Regions from separate parts of the Homo sapiens genome. Here region 2 is linked to region 1. The links are chromatin loops, found by intact Hi-C in ENCODE. Cell type or tissue: OCI-LY7. All regions are shown on one strand. Each heading gives the region's core, and the rest is flanking DNA. Links, peaks and the distances in the headings are about the cores only. Region 1 overlaps LGALSL (galectin like). Region 2 overlaps AFTPH (aftiphilin).

What was found. Hi-C counts contacts between places; a loop is a spot of excess contacts. Peaks named below come from ENCODE experiments on the same cell type or tissue, not always from the same donor. Only the 100,000 strongest peaks of a DNase experiment are listed, where the experiment ranks them.
Region 2: it touches region 1 in a loop (3-fold over the local background); 3 of 110 quality-filtered maps call a loop at or near these places.

Annotation. Positions count from the first base shown.
Region 1 is chr2:64,456,095-64,459,019 of GRCh38, forward strand. It overlaps LGALSL (galectin like), which reads left to right. Exons shown (of 5, transcript NM_014181.3): 4 at 194-371; 5 at 2,191-2,925. The coding sequence ends at 2,334. Among named protein-coding and RNA genes, the nearest start is that of LGALSL-DT, 2.7 kb to the left of the region's middle. In OCI-LY7, for the core only: CTCF peaks have their summits at 1,603 and 1,802; a DNase peak (open chromatin) is centred at 1,657.
Region 2 is chr2:64,560,710-64,563,634 of GRCh38, forward strand. All of the region lies in intron 2 of AFTPH (aftiphilin), which reads left to right. It overlaps LOC105374773 (a long non-coding RNA gene), which reads right to left. Exons shown (of 7, transcript XR_007086343.1): 5 at 1-1,534. Among named protein-coding and RNA genes, the nearest start is that of MIR4434, 37 kb to the left of the region's middle. In OCI-LY7, for the core only: CTCF peaks have their summits at 1,611 and 1,810; a DNase peak (open chromatin) is centred at 1,602; H3K4me3 peaks cover 380 bases; H3K27ac peaks cover 1,121 bases.

The DNA of each region.
Region 1 (2,925 bases), core at 246-2,745:
TTTCACCAGAGCTTGCTTTAGGTAACAAAATAAGCTGGTTTGACTTACTTCTCCATAATCTAACCTCTCTTGAAGAGTAGTGGCCTCTTAAAAATGGACAAACCCAGAGGAGGAAGAAGAAATATAAGCACTTGGGTCATTTTGAAATGTTTTTATATCCAACCCTTAATCAGTGGGATGATTTTCTTTTCAGCTTTGCAATCAGCTTGACCTGTGGGGACTCAGAAGACCCTCCTGCCGATGTGGCAATCGAACTCAAAGCTGTGTTCACAGATCGGCAGCTACTCAGAAATTCTTGTATATCTGGGGAGAGGGGTGAAGAACAGTCAGCAATCCCTTACTTTCCATTCATTCCAGACCAGCCATTCAGGGTGAGTACCTCGAGTGCCTCGGCTCCAGCCACTGGCAGGCTGATAATGTTCGACTTACCTAGTGTGTGCCAAGAACACTTGAAGCAGCCAGAATTTCTGCATGTCCAGGAAATTTGTCACCCAATGGTGAAAAAAAAAGATCAAAAGAGCTCTGTTTGCTGATATAAATTAACACTTGCCATAGTATCTTCTTAGTTCTATTCAGGTCATACATTTAAATAGACCCATATTTACATGTCCAAATTGTTAAGAATAAGTAACTTTTCTATGTAGTACCCAACATATAGTAGATACCTACCCCCAAATATCTGATTGATTAATCAATACTAAGTACCCACTTATTAAATATTAATATTAATAAGGTTGAGAGCTAATAAGTAGCTCTTTTATTTGTATGACATTTTAAAGAATATGATGATGATCATTTCATTTTCTCTTGTTCCCTTTGCTAATGAGGCCATGTTCGTGTCCTTGTTTCCCCCTCTGGATTAATTAGCCTCAGTCTATTTCATGGTTACAGGCTGTGTGGCTGACAAATTCCTTCCCTTGGGGCTGGATGAATAAAGATTTGCTCCCCACTATCTTCTGGGCAGGAAGCACAATCCAAACTTTTCATCCAATCAAGCAGCATTAGCAGCCCCTTCCTCTATGAAAGGCAATGCCAAATAAGAGATGCAGGTAGTGGCACAGTGGCTTGTGCCTATAATCCCACCACTTTGGGAGGCTGAGGCAAGAGGATTGCTTGAGCAAAGGAGTTCAAGACCAGCCTAGGAAACACAGCAAAAACCCTGCCTTTAAAAAAAAAAAAATTAGCCTGCCATGGTGTCACACACCTGTAGTCCTAGCTACTTGGGAGGCTGAGACGGGAGGATTGCTTGAGCCCAGGAATTCAAGGCTGCAGTGAGCTATGTGTGCATCACTGCACTCCAGCCTGGGTGACAGAGCAAGGCTCTGTCAAAAAAAAAAAAAATAAAGGGAAATGCAAGTAGTAATGGTGTTAAAAAGGGGTCAGACCTAGTGATGAATTGTCATTACACCTTAACATTACATCACAATAATGACAACTCAGTTAAAAGCTCCATGTTACATGTGAGCCCAATAAAACACAACTACACTTAACTGGTTACCCTTCATCTAGAAATTTTCAAGTGCCTCATGAAGAAGTAATTCTTTCACTTCTCTTCTTACATTCTGGGGAAAATAAGAATCCATGATTTTTGCATTGGTGGTAGAATTGAGATAGTTGCACTTCTAGTTATAGTCTCTGGAAGGCACCCTTGACCCATTATCTCTCCTCATCCCCTTCTCTAGAATGGTGATGTCCCCTTGGGCTCCTCTTGGCTAGGATAGTTTCTTAGTGATGAACCTTAATGCATAGCTCATGAATGTGAGTAACCACAGCTTCTGACTGCCAGGAGGAATATAATGCTCCCAACAGCAAAACTGAAGTGAAATAGGCCCTTCTTGGTGATAAAATTTAGTAATATAAAATAAATGTGACTAGTATCACATATGGAGCCTCCTTACATGGTGAATGCCAATGCTTTTAATAAACCCATCATAGCACACTACCAGTAATTGAACTTTATGGTAAATTACTTGAGGAAAAAGCTTTTACACTTACATTCTACACAGGAATCAGAAATTTTGGAGGTAGAGCCCAACAATCTGTGTTCTAACAAGCCCTCTGCAGGTCTCAATGCATTCTGATGTTTGTGAACCACTGAAGATACTGCCTTTCTTTCTCTAAAATGAAGTATTGTTTGTTTTCCCCAGTAGCGTTCATTGAAATTGTGGATTATTATTTTGTTTCTTCCAGGTGGAAATTCTTTGTGAGCACCCACGTTTCCGAGTGTTTGTGGATGGACACCAACTTTTTGATTTTTACCATCGCATTCAAACGTTATCTGCAATTGACACCATAAAGATAAATGGAGACCTCCAGATCACCAAGCTTGGCTGATTTAAACCACCTCTATTTCAAATAGGATCACGTGCCACAACTATCTGACTGTTGGTCTGGAAGAAGTGTCCTAGCAAGATCTGGAGACTTAAAAAGAAAACAAAAACAAATGGCAAGTTTCACTTAAGGGTGGTTTGCCCTTAAGAAGAAAGCTGTTGGGACAAAGACACCGAGCCATTATACCCAGAATAAAATAATACATTTATGCTGGATTTTATTCAGACCAAACTAAAATGGATTTGTGATGATTTGTGATTTGGTAGCAAATTATTCATCTTTTCAAAGCAAGGCAATGCTTAGAAACAGAAGTGCTAAAGACACTTAAAAAGCCAACAACAACGGTACAGTGAAATCAATGCATTTCTGCACTAAAGTGGAATTGTGTAGCACAACCAATATTTTAGTCAGGGTATTTACATAGAATGTAGGTTGTTCAAGGTTTGACTTTTTTTTTGTTTTTTGTTTTTGTTTTTGTTTTTGTTTTGCACAGCATAATGTTAATTCAGATTGTTGAAGCTTTCTTGTAGTTATTTATTTATACTCAATGTATGTATTAAAGAATGAACAATGTCTCAAGAACAGCAAGTTGTA
Region 2 (2,925 bases), core at 330-2,829, 100 kb after region 1:
TAAAACTACAAAAGTTAGCTAGGCATGGTGGTGTGCGGCTGTAATTTGAGCTATTCGGGAGGCTGAGGCAGGAGAATCACTTGAACCCAGGAGACGAAGGTTGCAGTGACCCGAGATCGTACCACTGCACTCCATCCTGAGTGACAGAGCGAAACTCCATCTTGGGGGAGGAAAAAAAAGAAAGTAATAGGGAGGCAAATCAGAATTTGTGTGGGAGTACCCCCTAGTTCTGGCTCTTGTTAGTATACTCAACCTGTCAGGCTATTCTGAGAGCGAAAGCTCCTGCTTTGGGCTAGTTTCCATTCAGAATGGTTTTTGATAGGTATGAACTAGTCTAAGCACAAGTATACTTCTGTGTAAGTAGCATAGCTCCTCTACTTGGCTTCATAGCATTGGACATTAATAGAGAAAATGAAAAAGGAGGGTATGGTACCTGCCTTGAATAGCATTTGATTTTTAATCCTACATTTATCAGAGCCCCAGTTTTTAAAATGTTTAATAGCCAGATGTGCTGTTTGCCAGGCTTAGAAGTTGGTACTTCTGTGAATGAAAAGGTGTGACTGAGTCACATAAACTGGTATTCAGCTAGCCAGTCATCAGTTTATTCCATATTCAAGGGAAAACCAAGGACTGTTTTTCCTCTTTATACTTTGAAGATGATGGCATTTAAAATTCAAGTAATTGGGGCTGGGTGTGGTGGCCCACATGTGAAATCCTAGTGCTTTGGGAGGCCAAGGCAGGAGGATTGCTTGAAAGGAGGAGTTCAAGACCAGCCTTGGCAACATAGTGAGACGCCATCTCTACAAAAAATAAAAAATAAAAATTAGCCAGGCCTGGTGGTGTTCACCTGTGGTCCTAGCTACCCAGGAGGTTGTGACAGGATCACTCGAGCCCAGAAGTTCAAGGCTGCAGTGAGCTGTGATGGCACCACTGCGCTGAAGCCTGAATGAGCGAGTGAGACCATCTCTTAAAAAGAAAAAAAAAATCAAGTAATTGCTGTAACTATTATTTTGATTTGACGTTTAGTATTGTAACATCAGCTAAATATTTAGTATGCTAAGTGTGCATTTATTTGTTACCTTCATATTCAGAATGCAGCACTGACTCTTTAGTAAGAATTAACAACTAACTTTGTTGAAAACAATGAATTGTAGTGTTAGATGAAATCATTTGCTTTAAGCATAGTTATCACCGCACCATTTAACAGGTAAATCCCTTATCTAATTATGGCTAGAAATGTTTGAAAGACCACAAAATGTGGGGAAAAACATGATTTAGTGAAAAGAATGTAGGCTTTGGAGTCAGACTTTGGATCAAATATCTGCTGTGTACTATACCACCAGTAAGGCTATGGTACTTACCTGAATCTTCCTGAACTATAGTTTCTTCATCTGTAATATGAAGACAGTAATACTTCTGGAGTTTCTTTTAGAAGATTCATGGAGTAATACATGTAGAGCGTCAAGCATAATATGGTATATGGGAGACAAGATTTGGCTATTTTATGTCTTGTAATTATTTAAATATGCCCAACCTGTGTATAAAAATGATTTAGATGGCTTACAGTAAGATATACTTTTATAAGTAGAACAATTATGCCCCCTGCAGTCCTAAATGAAGGCGAAGTGCTTTTTTTTTTTTTTTTAATCTGGTGCACATTAATACCAACTATGTGCAGGAACCCAGGTACTGGAAATTCAAGAAAAAGACATAGTCCCTGCCCTCAAAGCTCTTGCAATTTTTAGAAATTGAACTTAGAACTGCTTTGATGACAACATAATATAGTGGTTAAGAGCACCTACACTGAAACTATACTTCCTGGGTAGGAACTCAGCCTCTCCACTTAATATTCATGTGACCACAGGGAAGTTAACCTCTTTCTGCTCTGCTTTTCTCATCCAGGAAATGGAGATGATATTATTACCTCCCTCATATGGTTCTTTTGAAACTTAAATGAGCTAAACTTTGTAAAGCATTTAGAATAATGTCTGCCACATGGTGGGCACTATGTGAGCATTAAATGAAAATTATGTTACATGATAGCAAGCTTTTGCAGCTTCTGAGTAGGTTTCAGAGTACATCTTTTGATCTTTTGCTGAATTTAGGCTCCCACTTTCCTGAACTGGGTTAAAATGATATTGTTTGCTTTACTTATACTGCCTTACGTGCCTAAGGAAACTAGAGCTCAGCCAGTGTCACTTCACCAATTCTAAATAATAAAGTATCTATTTTTTGGAATTTTACATCTAATTCAAGTCCACACGTACTGTAATATGTTAGTAAATGTCACTGTTTGATGCAACCTTTTTCTGCATTAATCTGCTACAGGGAGTTTGAAGATTTGTGTTGTGCCCCCACCTAATCAAAACCAGTAGATTTCCCATTATGGCTGCATATACTCTGTATTGAAATAGGAGTTCACATAAGCAGAGTAATATAAGCAAAGTTCCTTTGTACTCATAAGAAGAAATCCAAGTTTAATATTTTACTTTAACTAGAGTTTTGATGTGATACTGAATTTTACTACTGATTTATTTGCATATGTTAAACTATCCTTGGCTGATGTTGAGAGGATGATTGTATTGTAAAACAGATGAAAATAATATATGTACCCCCAAAAAATTTTTGAAAAACAAATTTGAAACCTTTGCCACTCTCACAGTTTTGATACACCTTTTATCCCAAGTGCTCAAATTTTATGTTCAAAATAGCAATGATTTCTTTAAAAAATTAGTGTCTGATCACAATCTGTTTGGGAAAATCTATTTCCTGAAAAAAACCTGTCTGGTCATAAGAGAAACTGTTCTTGTGGTAGGTTATTTTAACTTCTCTTCTTCTGAGTATTACATTAGTTATATTCTTGTAACTGTTCTACTTACCAAGTTATTTGGACTATGTTACATCACATTTTTGAATGTTTAACTT